Regions from separate parts of the Homo sapiens genome. Here regions 1 and 3 are each linked to region 2. The links are chromatin contacts, found by Hi-C or POLR2A ChIA-PET in ENCODE. All regions are on one chromosome and are shown on one strand. Each heading gives the region's core, a stretch centred on a gene start or an enhancer-like site at or near the end of the contact. The rest is flanking DNA. Distances are from core to core; before and after follow the strand shown.

Region 1 (4,781 bases), core at 963-3,462, 41 kb after region 2:
GCAGACTGTAAAAAAGACACATGTACAGTATGAGAAGGCCAAGTGTCTCTGTCTGACCCGAGTTGGGAACATAAGCACTGGATGACACAACCTTTTCACTTCTCTGTGCATGTCTGAAAATGACTGTGGAAGTGCTCTGTGTATTGGTTTTGGGGTTAAAATACGTTTTATCAAGCAGATGAATTCACCAATGTGAAATCTGTGAATAAGGAGGATCGACTGCATGGGGTAAGGAACTTCTCAGGCAACTGACCAAGCTATTCTTAGTAATGGCTGGTGTGACTAAATGCTTTGTGCATTAAATCTTTTGTTACAAAAGAAAACACATTAGATGTGATAATTTGGTAAGGCTTATTTGGACAAAGAAGGTAATGTTTAATCTCTTTTAAAAATTTCTTTCCCAATTCAAAGCAAACTATGAGTTCATAAATAAGCCATATGCTGATGTCTCTTCAGCAACTAAGTGGCAAACATCTAGAAGTTACTTGATATCCTACCACCAATGGGACACATGCGGGAATTGTTTTCTCCCTTAGACCAAGAGCACACATTGTTCATCCACTCTGATACCTATCATCCATCTCTGTCAGATACAAGAGATAACACAGTGTCAGTACTTGATGACTGGCAAGCAATTTCTTCTGAATAACCTTCTCCTACCCTGCAAAATATCCTTAGGAAGGGTCCCTGTGAACTCTCACAGTCACAGCTAAAGTATCCTAACATGTGGCCTTCAAGCTGATCAGGCTGCCTGGAGACAGCAGCAGTAGCATGGCTCACACAAAACACATCCAGCACAGCCAAAAAACATTTGCAGCTCAATACGGTGGCTCACACCTGTAATCCCAGTGCTTTGAGAGGCCAGGAGGATCACCTGAGCCCAGGAGTTTGAGGCTGCAGTGAGCTACAACTGCACCACTGCACTCCAGCCAGGGTGATAGAGCAAGACTTCTTAAAAAAAACAAAATGAAAAGCATTTCTATTTTTCGCAATCACCTACACACTGCTGACTCATGTTCAACAGCCTGTTCTTCTGTCATCCCAGTTTTCAACTGCTATGATCATTGATCTCTTAATCTCTAGTTTTTAAACTGGAGATTAATGATTGTTTCTTAGGTGACATTCTTCCTAGGAGATTACAGCGCACTCAAATGAGAGACTTCATAAACCCCAGCCAACATACAGTCAAACCCACCCCCCCTCGTCACCCACTGCTGCTGGTTTCTTTAGTGTCCTACTCAGCTCCATTCCACATTTCTCCTGGGCTTGACCTCATTTGCTTTCTTTTGCAGTGGCGCAATCTCGGCTCACTGCAACCTCCGCCTCCTGCGTTCAAGTGATTCTCCTGCCTCAGCCTCCTGAGTAGCTGGGATTACAGGCGCCCACCACCACGCCCGGCTAATTTTGTATTTTTAGTAGAGACAGGGTTTCACCATGTTGGTCAGGCTGGGTCTCGAACTTCTGACCTCAGGTGATCCTCCTGCCTCAGCCTCCCAAAGTGCTGGGATTATAGGTGTGAGCCACCATGCCTGGCAGACCCCACTTACTTTCTAGCTCACTGATGAGTTGATTATTGTGTAACTTGACAGCCCGGTGCTGTTCCACCTGATCTTCCAATTCAAATATGGTTTCTTTCATGTCTTTGATCTCTGCATCACTCTCTGATGCTTTTTCTTGCAGCTTTAGGCTGGTTCTGCTCAGCTGTTCGGCTTGGTGATCACATATCTCCTTCAGGTATGAATAATCCTTTTCCACCTAAAATAAAAGGAAGGTTCCTTGGTCAGTTAACAACAAAAAAATTCCCACAGTGATCTGTACACTAGAAGGCCAAGCCCCACCATGATGCAATATACCCATGTAACAAACCTGAACATGAACCTCTTCAATCTAAAATAAAACATTACGAAAAGCTCCCCACAAGTCAGCAGCAGGCTCACGGACATAGTAGCAAAGACGCCCTTGGCATGTGCTGTTTCTTGCATTCTTAGCCTCAGAAACAGCCAAGGCTGTGAATAGTCAGAGAAACACGATGTATGCTTCCAAATGGCTGGATTCTGTGCCCCCTCCTACAAGCAGGAGGGAATCTGCACGTACTTAAATATTCCTCTTTCCCACAGCTGGGGAGAGCAGTGCTTCCCTGGGAGAGCAGTGCTTCCCTGGGAGGCACTGGCCCTGCACCAAGAGAGCTGCCTGGTGTGGCCACCCCCACCGCACATCTGCTATGGAGCAGCGCCCTCTGCTGCTGAGCTGTGAACAACAACCCTGAAGCCAGGCTAATCTGCACACCCCCAGGTTCCCTTAGAGATAAGATACTTGGGGCTGCAATGCTTCTTTAGAGGAAACTCTAAAGATTCTCTATCACATTCATGCTCTATCACAGCAAAAATGTGATAGAGAATGTCGGCGGAAGGCACACAAAAACGTACATACACAGAAGCAGAAAAGTGGCACGGCACAATCGCTTCATCTGTTCAATTTTTTAATTGTTAAACATTTTAAATACACAGAAAAGCACCAAAAATAATAATCATGCACCAAACAGACTTAACAATGGTTAAATGTTGTCACATTTGCAAAATCTTTTTACTTTAATAAGAATTTTTTAAAACCTCAATCTTCCCTCCTACCTCAGAGAGTAATAAGCATTATCCTAAAATTGGTATGTGGTCAATCCTTGAATGGTTTTTCACTTTTACTATATATGCATGTGTCCATGACAATACATAGTATTGTCCTTTTACACAATGCTACACTATATTGTGCTTTTGCAGTGGATTATACTGTATCTGTATTATTCTGCATTTATAACATGGTAATATGCTTTGTCCTCTACAATACTATGCTTACTATGCTCCTGCATTTTAACTGTGTTTTTGAAATGTATCCACACTGATACACATCATGCTAAGTCATTACTTTAATTGGTGCATAGTATTCCACTGTTTGACTATATTATTTTATTATTACAAAAATGCTGCAATAAACATCATTGTCCCTTTTCTACAGTCCTTTAATTAACATTACTAAATAGCTGTATATTTACCAGGTAATCTGGCGCTGGGGGTGGGGTTTCTTTGTATGAAATGAAATTTTTTTCCAATTACATTTCATGTGCAAAACCTTCTGGCTATAAGCTCTATGGGAATAGGGACCTTGTCTGTTTAATTCACCATTGCACCCCTAGTATCTACACAGCATCACACACAGGAGGCATTTAATGAATATTTGATGAATGATTGAATGAACACTGGGAGGCAGCACTGCAGGATCATTCACTGGGAAATTGTGACAAAGGATAAGGAAAGGAGGAGAGACCTGGAGACAGAACAACATGGCCAAAAAGGATCCTCCAGCAATGGCTTCCCTGCAGGAACACCAAATGGAACTGCTATCCACGTAAGAAAGCATCTTCATAAGAACCAAAAATCAGATGAACGATCACAGTGCCTGGTTTTAACACATCATATCAAGGAAAGATGCACCGGAGAGGGGAGGAAAGACCGTCTTGACTCTCCAACATCCCCTCTCCCTCATCCCTTGGCAGCAACCACATGGTAGAGAGACAGCATCTGTGCACCCCGGGGGAGGGAAAGCACAATGATTGTGAGATTGCATTGGAATTTGGTGCTGTCCCATCACAGCAGAAAGCAACACAGGACAGAATTCAGCCAGCACCCATAAAAGGAGCATTTAGACCAGCCCTAGCCAGAGGGGAATCTTCCATTCCAGTGAGAATCTGAGTTCTGGCAAGCCCTACCTCTGTGGGCTAAAGCACTTTGGAGTCCTAAGTAAATCTGAAAGAGGCTAGGCCACAAGGGCTGCAATTTCTGGGCAAGTCCTGGTGCTGTGCTGGGCTCAGACAGTGGACTTGGAGTGCACATGACCCAGTGAGACACCACCTGGAGCAGCCAAGGGAGTGCTTGCACCACTCTTCCCCCAACCCCAGGCAGCACAGCTCACAGCTCTGGGCGGAGAGGGAAGAGTAAAGAGGACTTTGTCTTGCAACTTGGATACCAGCTCAGCCACAGTAAAATAAAGCACTAAGCAGATTCCTGAAGCCCCCATTCCGGGTCCTAGCTCCCAGATAACATTTCTAGACATAGCCTGGACCAGAAGGAAACCCACTGTCATGAAAGGAAGGACCCAGTCCTGGCAGCATTCATCACCTGCTGACCAAAGAGTCCTTGGGCTTTGATTAAACATCAGTGGTACCCACACAGTACTCATCATGGGCCACACACTGTACCGGCTTCAGGTGTGACCCAGTGCATTCCCAGCTGTGGTGGCCACAGGGAGAGATCCCTTCTGCTTGAGGAAAGCAGAGGGAAGAGTAAAGGGGACTTCATCTTGCAACTTGGGCACAGCTCAGCCACAGTAAAATAAAGCACCAAGCAGGCTCCTAAAGTCCCCCATCTAGGCCTTAGTTCCTGGACAGCATTTCTAGACCCACCGTGGACCTGAAGGGAGAGATCCAGACCTGCTGACTAAAGAGAACTTGGGCCCTGAATAAACATCAGTGGTGCTGCCACAGGCTTGGGGTGGCGGTGGCCACTGGCAGAGATCCCTTTGGCTTGAGAAAAGGAGAGGGAAGGGTAAAGGGCTTTGTCTTCCAACTTGGATACCAGCTCAGCCACAATAAAATAAAGAACCAAGCAGACTGCTAAAGCTGCTGACTCCAGGCCCCAGCTCCCAAGTAGCATTTCTAGACCCACTCTGGGCTAGAAGGGAACCCATCACCCTGAAGGGAAAGATACAAGCCTGGCTAGATTCCCCATCTGCTA
Region 2 (4,523 bases), core at 1,592-4,091:
TGTGATCATAGCTCACGGAGGCCTTGAACTTCTGGGCTCAAGTAAGTCTCTGTCTTCAGCCTCCTGAATAGCTGGAATCACAGGTGTACACCATCGTAGCCGGCTAATGTTTTTTTTTTTTTTTTTTTTTTTTTTTTTTTTTTGGTAAAGACAGGGCCTTGCTATGTTGCCCAGGCTGGTGTTGAACTCCTGGTCTCAGCAGTCCTCCTGCCTTGGCCCCTCAAAGTGTCTGGATTACAGGCATGAGCTATCGTGTCTGTTCATAACACTGTTTTTTTTAAAAAAAATTAAGGTAAAATTAATGTATCACTTTCACCATTTTAAACCAGTTTAAAGTGTATAGTTCAGTGGCTTTTAGCACATTCCCAATGTTGTGCAACCATCACCACTACCTAGTTCCAGAACATTTTCATCACCCAACAGAAAACCCTGTACCCACTAAGCAGCCACTCCAGTCCCTATTGCCCTCTCTCCTCAGCCTCTGGCAACCGCTCATCTGCTTTCTGTTTCTGTGAATTTGCCTATTCTGGATATTTCTTATAAATGGACTCATACAAGATGTAGATTTTGCACCCAGCTCTTTCACCTGGCAACACGTCTTCAGGGAACATTCATACTGCAGCCTGTGTCAGTGCCTTACTCCTTTTTAAGGCTCAATAAAAAGCCCGTGTTCAATGATCAGGGGAAGGACCCACAGGACGCAGCATGGAGTCATGGCCACGGCTATTCACAGATTTATTACTGCGAAAGGACACAAAGCCAGATCAGCAAAGGGAAAAGGCACAGGGCAGGAAGTCCCGAGGAAACCAGGCACGTGCTTCCAAGAATTCTCTCCAGCAGTCACGGACATGTTTAATTCCCCTGGCAACAAGCCATGACAACACGTGTGAAATGCTGCCAACCGGCCGGGTGCAGGGGCTCACACCTGTAATCCCAGCACTTTGGGAGGCCGAAGCAGGCAGATCACCTGAGGTCGGGAGTTTGAGACCAGCTGGGTGTGGTGGCACATGCCTGTAATCCCAGCTACTCGGGAGACTGAGGCAGGAGAATCTTGAACCCGGGAGCGGAGGTTGTGGTGAGCCGAGATGGTGCCATTGCACTCCAGCCTGGGCAACAAGACTGAAACCCCATCTCAAGAAAAAATGCTGCCAACCAGGGAAGCTCACTAGGGACTCAGCATCCAGCCCCTTCTGCCCAGCACATACTACATTCCAGACTCCCCAAAGGAAAGCTGCTGTTCAGCACATACCATGTGTTTGCACAAACAGTTTCAGCACCGTGAGCCCCTCTCATCAGTTCTGGAAACAATGGGAACCCTCCTGTAATCCCAGTTCCCAGACGCCAGCCAAGGGCCAGCCTTGCAAGCAGCCTTGCTAAAGAGAGCCGTCCCAGGCCTACTGGGTTAAGTCTTTTTTGCACAGAGGCAAAAACATGGCTGCCAATAGCATCTGGGCTTTATATTTTAGAGTAATCTTTCTCAGTTTTATTTCCAAAATTCCCAAGGAATTGGGGATGTGCCCAGCTTAGACTTGTCAGGGCTGCTTCTTCGGTGTTTGTGCAGACTAAGGTGGGAGAACGTGTCCCTCCCCATCTGCTGTGCGAACAGTCTGACAGGTCTCTACACACTTTGATATTTTTGTTCAGAAAGCCACTTTTATTCCTTGAAGTTTCATACCTCTGGGCATGCACACACCACTGAGAGTGGGAGTGGGAGCGGGTGCCCCACAGCACACTGGCTCGTGAGAGAAAACCAACCAGAAACACGGCCACCAGGAGAGGACTGTGTCTCCCACAACATGGGAAAGCCTTGCATCTTTATTTTGCAAACAAACTCCACTGTTGTCACAGGTTGTAGGACAACACCTGTGCCACTGAAAATGTCTTCACAGACCACTGTGTCAGAAACGGTACAGAAGCAGAGAAAGTGGGTAGAAAAGGCCTCAATAGAGTGGAAGCCCACAGTGCCGCGCATCTGCTATTGAGACTCTATCATCTAAGTCAGGGAAAGGACCACTCTGATGGCAGTAAATAAATCAAAGGCTTTATGTTCTTTGAATTGTGCGTGTAGCCTTCAAGAGATCTGTCTCAAAAAAGAATATAAGAAACAGAGCCCCAAGTGACCTGATATTTTAGAGGCTGCTTGCTATTGGCTAAGCAGATTTTAGTGCTTGTTTGTGGGAACTCAGAGACAGAACAACAGAAGTTGCCTGCAACATGGGTGTTCTTTCCAGATTCAAAGCAAAATTCAGTGTGGACACACAAAGACTGATTTTTTTTTCTCCAAAAGAGAAGAAGATATAGGTCTGAGCTAACAGGTTAAAACCTGGTTCAAAGACGTCATCTGTCCCTTAATGATAGTGTAGGTGTCGCCTGCTATCTGAATTCTTGCCATACAATTTCAAAAGTGGAACAGATACAGATACATTTTCAAGTAAATCCCTATCTAAACTCTTCTTTCTTTTGATCTGAAATGCAAGAACCAAACAGGAATTCAAGTAACAGTAAATACCGGTATATATTTTCGTCTAAAAGATACTTGCAAGTATCTTCATGCCACCCATGGAGGTGAAGGGTAGCTGTGCCTCATCATGCCTCCTGGGAGGTAACAGAGGACTCAGGAGAGACTTAGAGCTGAATTCCACATGTTCATCAGAGTGACTTCCAGCCCAAGATCCCCCAGCTGAGGGAAAGCAGAAGGCAAAGCAAACTGAGCGTCCCTGGCCTGGCTGAGGTCTGAGGGCATCAGGACAGAGGAGGAGACAAAGGACCCGGTGGCACTACACACAACTTGCAGTTGTCAACCTCAAAACTCCAGAGCACCCACATGGCAATTTCTGGGCACGGCCAGGACCTCAGCACTAATGCTTTAGTGCTAGAAAGTCCCTGTTTCCTGCTGGCTGCCAGCCAGGGGGCCCTTCTTGGCTCCTTCTCACGTGCCCCCTCCCTCTTCAAACCACCAAGAACAATCAGAGTCCTTCTCATGCTTTGAATTTCCCCAACTTCTGCCACAAGCCAGAGACATCACTTGGCTTCTACAGGGGTTTGTGATTAGTGGGCATATCCAGACCATCTCCCTGTGTCATATAAAGAGGAGGACATTCTACCATGGAGAGTCATGGGGGTTATCTTCAGAATTCTTCCTGTCACACCTACCCTCCCGACTTTCTGTCCCTTCAGAATTCTTACTGGAAATTACAAATGGAAATCTCTCCATCGTAACAGAAAACTAGGAGCTTAAACTAGACTTTCAGATGAAAGAAAGGGAGGGGTAGGAGTTATCTGAGTCAGGCCTGCCCTTGGCTTGGAAAACAGCCAACACACATCAGGAGTATGAAATTTGAGGACTGAGAGTAATTTAGAGGGCCTTTCCAGGAGTGACTTATTCCAAAAAGACACCAGTGTGTATGAGTTGAGCAGAATGTGAGGAAGGGCCTCCTAGGAGCGCCATTTTGAGCTTAGTGAACTGGGCCTCACTTCGTAGTGAGGGCAAACTCACATCCTTTCACTGGGTCTCAATCCTGGGCCACTCGAGATGTCAGGCAGTTGGCCCGGAGCTCGGCAGGTGGGTCTGGCTGCGATGCTCACTTCCCAGTGCTGCTGACCTGGGTCGACCACCGTGTGTCACTTCAGCTTCTATTGGCACAGTAACGACAGTAATGACCTCCTTACTCTGACCCTCCACACCTAGGCCTTGGTGGGAAATAAAGCTTCATGCAGACACCAAAGCCCTTCAAGAGAGGGGAGCAAGTGCTCAAATGTCATCTCCCTGACCACTATGTATAAATTGTACCATTCACCCAACATTCCCAACCCTCCTTCCCTGCTTTATTTCTCTCCACGGCAATACAACCTTCAAATACCGTACATATGTTACCTTTTATTTCAGTTAACTGCCAGACCCCATGAGGATTTAAGTTCCATGAGAGCAGGGACTGTTGCCTGTTTCATTCACTGTGGAATCCCCAGGACCTACAATATATATATATATTTTTTGAGACGGAGTCTTGCTCTGTCGCCCAGGCTGGAGTGCAGTGGCGCTATCTCGGCTCACCGCAAGCTCCGCCTCCCGGGTTCACGCCATTCCCCTACCTCAGCCTCCCGAGCAGCTGGGACCACAGGTGCGTGCCACCACGCCCGGCTAATTTTTTGTATTTTTTAGTAGAGACGGGGTTTCACCATGTTAGCCAGGATGGTGTCGATCTCCCGACCTTGTGATCCACCCGCCTCAGCCTCCCAAAGTGCTGGGATTACAGGCGTGAGTCACCGCGCCCGGCCCCCAGCACCTACAATATTACCTGGAGCTGAACAATATATGGAAGGAGGCTGAAAGAAACCAGCTATGACACAAATAAATGGAGAAACATTCCATGCTCATGGATTGGAAAAATCAGTATCATTCAAATGGCTATACTGCCCAAAGCACTTTACAGATTCAATGGTATTCCTATCAAACTACAAATGTCATTTTTCAAAGAATTAGAAAAAACTATTCTAAAATTCATATGGAACCAAAACAGAGTCTG
Region 3 (4,361 bases), core at 939-3,438, 61 kb after region 2:
TCAGGCATGGTGGTGCCTGGCTGCAGTCCCAGCTACCCAGAAAGGCTGAGGTGGGAGGATTGCTTGAGCCCAGGAGTTCAAGGCTGCAGTGAGCTATAATCGCCACTACACTCCAGCCTAAGTGACAAAACGAGAACCTGTCTCTAAAAATAAACCACCAAACAAAACACCTCTTAGCAAATACTTGCATAACATAATAAAAGGTATGTACCAAATGCCTACAAAAAACATACATCATAATTAAATGTTAAATGCTTCCCTTGGAATTAGATACGAGACCAGGATCCATCCACCGTCACGCTTCTATTCGACATTGCACAATGTAAAGGGGCCTGCCCAAGGTCACATCATTGCTCACTGGGTAAGTCAAGAGGACCCAGTCCAGCATGTTAGACCCTTCATCATAGTTTTGTGCTAAAACTTCTCCTGTTATCCTTTGGACATGAGTCTCTTAAGTATTATCATTTAAATTCATGGTTGTTGGCAGATTACTTGATAGTCTGTGGTAGAGATACAATCAGTATTAGTCCATTTAGGAGGTCTATGTTTTGCTTTTTCTACAGTAATGTAAAAGGGTAGGAAGATTAGTATGTTACAAGTCCACTGCAATTACAAATCAGTCTCTGTGCACATAAGACAGCACAAAATCACAAACCTAGGGTCTTGATAGATATACAAGAAACCCTATGTGATAGCATGCCCCCATCTTTACCTCAAACTCTCACCTAAAAATACTAGCTAGGACCTTTCCCTTCTTACTATCAGTATTTGATACTTCTAGTTAGCATGCAGTAAGATGTAGGATACATGAATAATAACAGTTTGATTTTAAACATATATGTTGTGCCTTGCACTCTACAGAAAATGCACACTTTCCTTTAAATTACATTTAGTTTATTCCAGAAGATTCCAGATTTTATTGCCTCTATTTACCAAAGCTATAACTTTAAATGCTTTCATTATCAACCAAGGATAAAAAAAAGTTAAATGAACAAAGAATTTTAGTCAAGAAACCAAAATGTACAAAAAATAAGACAAAAAAATTAATAAAGATAAAAGTAGAAACAAGTTAATCAGAAACAGATTAATAGTGGAATAGATAAACTAATCCAACTGATTCTTTGTAATGGAATGTGGACAGACATACTCTACTCTTCTGGATAGGAAGACAAAATATCATAATCATATCAATGCAAGTTTTTATGCATGCTCAAACATGTATAAACTGAGAAAAGGCCTGAAAGGACATACAGCAAAAGGTTAGCAGTTTTTCTCCAAGTGGTGAAATTAAAGGTAATACTTTTCTTTTTTATACTTTTCTGTACTTTTTAAATCGTCTGTAATAAAAATATTTTATGATCAGAAAAAAATAAGCTATTTTTAAGATGTCAAATTATTTCTCACTGATATGCACATTTAATGTAATGCCAAACTACCAAAAACACAGAGGGACTGATAAAGAACTTCAAGAAGGTGCACATGGGAGATAAAACATTTTGCCAGAGAGTAGTGAGTAATCTTAAAGTAAAAAAAGAATAATCTTACTCCACAAGATATTAAAACCCAATGCCAAGCCTGACTAGTAACCTCTAATGGAATTACTTCCGTACTTTCAATAAAATACCTACAAATTTAGAATACAGACAAAGAGAGAAACTCCTTAACATGACCCACCACTAAGCTCATCAGATGGCCAAATTGCAGAATCAGGCTGCAACAGACTCATCTTAAGACAGACGAAGCAGTGGAGAAAAATCTCCCTGAGAGCTCATGGCATAATTTGCTCCTTGAAACAATGACAACCCCTAAACTAAGGTAGGAAGATGTTTTGAATCTCTCTTGCCAGTAGATCCCTAAATCAGACCCAGAACTTGGAGGGAACAAGAAATAGGAGGCCATCTCTCTGCACCTCTCCAGCACTGCTCTGGGAGGTGGGCAGAATATCATAAAATCACCACAATTCTTGCATCAAAAACAAAATTACAGGCTGATTAAAGTGTTGAGAAAAGTTATTTGCTCTTGGGCTATGGAAGATCTTCCCAAGCAAAAAAGGTTAAAAAAATGAAATGATTAACAGATTTAAATGATATAACAATGTAATACCAAGTGCTGGCAAAGGCTCAGGAAAGCTCATGATCTCATGACCGCTAGGATGAATAAACTGGCATAATATTTCTGAAGGGCAATCTGGCTGAATGTGTTGAAAGTCTTTAAAATGTTTATACTCTTTGACTCGGTAAGTCATCGTCTAGGAATTTTTCCTAAATAAACAGTAAGATAGATATAAAAAAGTATTTATAATATTGAAAGACTGGAAAGACCACAAATGTTTGACAATACATGTATGTTCAACAACAGGGTAAATATGAAATATTTATATTAAAATAGTATCTGGCCTTTAAAATAATGTTTAAATGAATATTTAATGATAGGAATATGCTGAGAAAAGTTTTAATATTTCTAAAATGTCAAATGCAAAAAAAGTTAATAACATGTACAGGATGATTATAAATTTGTGTAACTTGTATGATACACATACACACACATATATCTGGAAGAAAACACCAAAATAGTGGTAATATTTTAGTTGAAAATTGGGAGTGATTTCATTTTCTGTTACTGGCAGCTAAAAGCATGCTGACAGACTGGCAAACTCCCACTCAATCTTCAGAACTCAGCTCAGTTGCTATTTCTTCCAGGAAGTCCTTCTGTGCTACGCCCAACCCCCACGTTACACCAGATGCCCCTCCTTTGCACTAGACTAGAGCCTGGGCATAGGCTGTATGATATTCTTTTATCACTGCATCATACTCTGATTTGACTCTACATCCCCACATTTTGAACCGCCCATAATCAGAAATTTGGGTGTTTCCTTTTTGTATCCCCCAATCCCAACCTGTGTGCAATCTAACAGGCCTTCAAGCTGGAATGCTGGCTTCGTGAATGAAACAGACTAAGCAAATGCTTCTCTGTGCTCTGTGAATTTAGAGGTTAAGGGCAGAAATGTGAACAAGGATGAGCAAATACCAGTAAAGAGCTGTCTCTTCTCACCTTGGCCAGCAGACTGGAAACATGTTTAATTTCACCGTTTGCCTTTAGTAATTCTTGTCTGAGCTCATTGCAAGACAGTTCCAGTAGATCTTTCTCTGCTCGGGCTACTTTCAACATTTCTTGAACTTCGCAGCTCTCTGCCGTCTGCTCCACAGCACTGGCCTCTGTGGCTTTCTGCTTCTCACCCTGCAAATGAGACTTCAAAGATCCATTCTCCATTTTTAGCCCTTCCAAGGTAACTCTACACTCTTCCAAAGTTTTGGCCATCATGTTATTATTATGCCGTTCCAGTTCTAGAAACTCATTCAGTTTTTCATTTTCTTCCTTCAGACGTTTAATCATTTCTAAAGCTCCTTGGTTTTCTTCCTCAACCTTCCGCAAGCTACAGGTCAACTGCTGCTGAATGTTGAGTAGCTTCTCTCTTTCAAAGCGGCCCTGTTCAAGAATACCTGTGCACTTCTGCTCCAGTTCAATAATTTTTCCTTCCTGAGTGGTGGGCTCTTCATTCTTTACTCGCTCTTGTAAAAGATTCATCAGCTTCTCATTTTCTTGACTTAGCTGCTCTGCCCTCTCTCGATGCTGATGAAAGGATGTCTCTAAAATCGTCTTTTCATCCACCAGCTTCTCATTTTCAGCTGTCAATTCCTGTACCATTTGTTGCTGGTCTGATAATTCTTGTAGAGTAGCCTGTAGTTCTTCTGCAGTGCTATGGTGGTTTTCTTCCATCTTTTGTATCTTCTCTGTGAGGGAAGCCAGGGACAATTCACTTACGCTGTTTGGGGAACTCCCAGCAGTAGAACACTTTGAACTCTTAAAGGGGTTACTGGTGGAGGACAGGGGCCTTGAGGGTGTCTCTGCTGTAATGTGCTCAAAGTCGGAAGCATCTGGCGACAAAGAAGCTTTGGTAACATCGCTACTTGAGGAGCCTGATGTCCGTAATGCATTTCCATGTATGTTTTTTTTATACTCATCAATGTCACTGGACATCTGATTTCCAGTTGGGCTTCCGAAGCTTGACTCTTGAGTTATGGATGTTGGGCAGCTGCTGTCGCCAGTGTGACTTGCTGCCCCTTCTGAATTTGGGGAGTGCTCAAGATAGATCAGTTTCTCCTTCAGGACCCGGTTTTCTTCCTCTAGATCGGAAAGCTCTTTCTGAAAGTTCTTGTTCTTCTCCTCAAGAGCTCTTATCATAGGTTCCGTGTCACCTGGGGAGACTGATGTTCCATCGACATTTGGGCCCAAAGCATCAGTCCCCTCAGCGTTCAGAGTCCTTTTCTCTTTGTATTTCTTTAGTTCACTTCGAAGCCTGT

What was found. Hi-C counts contacts between places; a loop is a spot of excess contacts on that map. ChIA-PET counts read pairs that join two places held with the same protein, here RNA polymerase II (POLR2A). Pooled maps may share reads with other maps.
Region 1: a map of CD8-positive, alpha-beta T cell shows a loop between it and region 2 (5-fold over the local background). The contact joins two enhancer-like sites. A Hi-C loop is called at or near these places in 11 of 168 maps with a recorded cell type or tissue (CD4-positive, alpha-beta T cell, CD4-positive, alpha-beta memory T cell, CD8-positive, alpha-beta T cell and 6 more), 1 of 37 single-sample maps with no recorded cell type and 10 of 50 pooled maps. POLR2A ChIA-PET finds 5 or more read pairs at or near these places in 11 of 52 experiments (CD4-positive, alpha-beta T cell, CD8-positive, alpha-beta T cell, H1 and 7 more).
Region 3: a loop to region 2 is called in a map of heart left ventricle, with 3 times the contacts of the local background. The contact joins two enhancer-like sites. A Hi-C loop is called at or near these places in 1 of 168 maps with a recorded cell type or tissue (heart left ventricle) and 1 of 50 pooled maps. POLR2A ChIA-PET finds 5 or more read pairs at or near these places in 2 of 52 experiments (B cell and naive thymus-derived CD4-positive, alpha-beta T cell).

What each region holds. Positions count from the first base shown.
Region 1 is chr17:20,224,387-20,229,167 of GRCh38, reverse strand. SPECC1 (sperm antigen with calponin homology and coiled-coil domains 1) reads right to left here. Exons shown (of 15, transcript NM_001243439.2): 5 at 1,548-1,755. Among named protein-coding and RNA genes, the nearest start is that of FAM106B, 190 kb to the left of the region's middle. Within about 2 kb of position 2,212, at least 3 of the 41 ENCODE cell types and tissues checked have a DNase peak (open chromatin) inside an H3K27ac peak, as active enhancers do.
Region 2 is chr17:20,266,054-20,270,576 of GRCh38, reverse strand. The region is part of intron 12 of SPECC1 (sperm antigen with calponin homology and coiled-coil domains 1); the gene reads right to left. Among named protein-coding and RNA genes, the nearest start is that of FAM106B, 150 kb to the left of the region's middle. Within about 2 kb of position 2,841, at least 2 of the 41 ENCODE cell types and tissues checked have a DNase peak (open chromatin) inside an H3K27ac peak, as active enhancers do.
Region 3 is chr17:20,204,603-20,208,963 of GRCh38, reverse strand. SPECC1 (sperm antigen with calponin homology and coiled-coil domains 1) reads right to left here. Exons shown (of 15, transcript NM_001243439.2): 4 at 3,052-4,361. Among named protein-coding and RNA genes, the nearest start is that of SPECC1, 200 kb to the right of the region's middle. Within about 2 kb of position 2,188, at least 3 of the 41 ENCODE cell types and tissues checked have a DNase peak (open chromatin) inside an H3K27ac peak, as active enhancers do.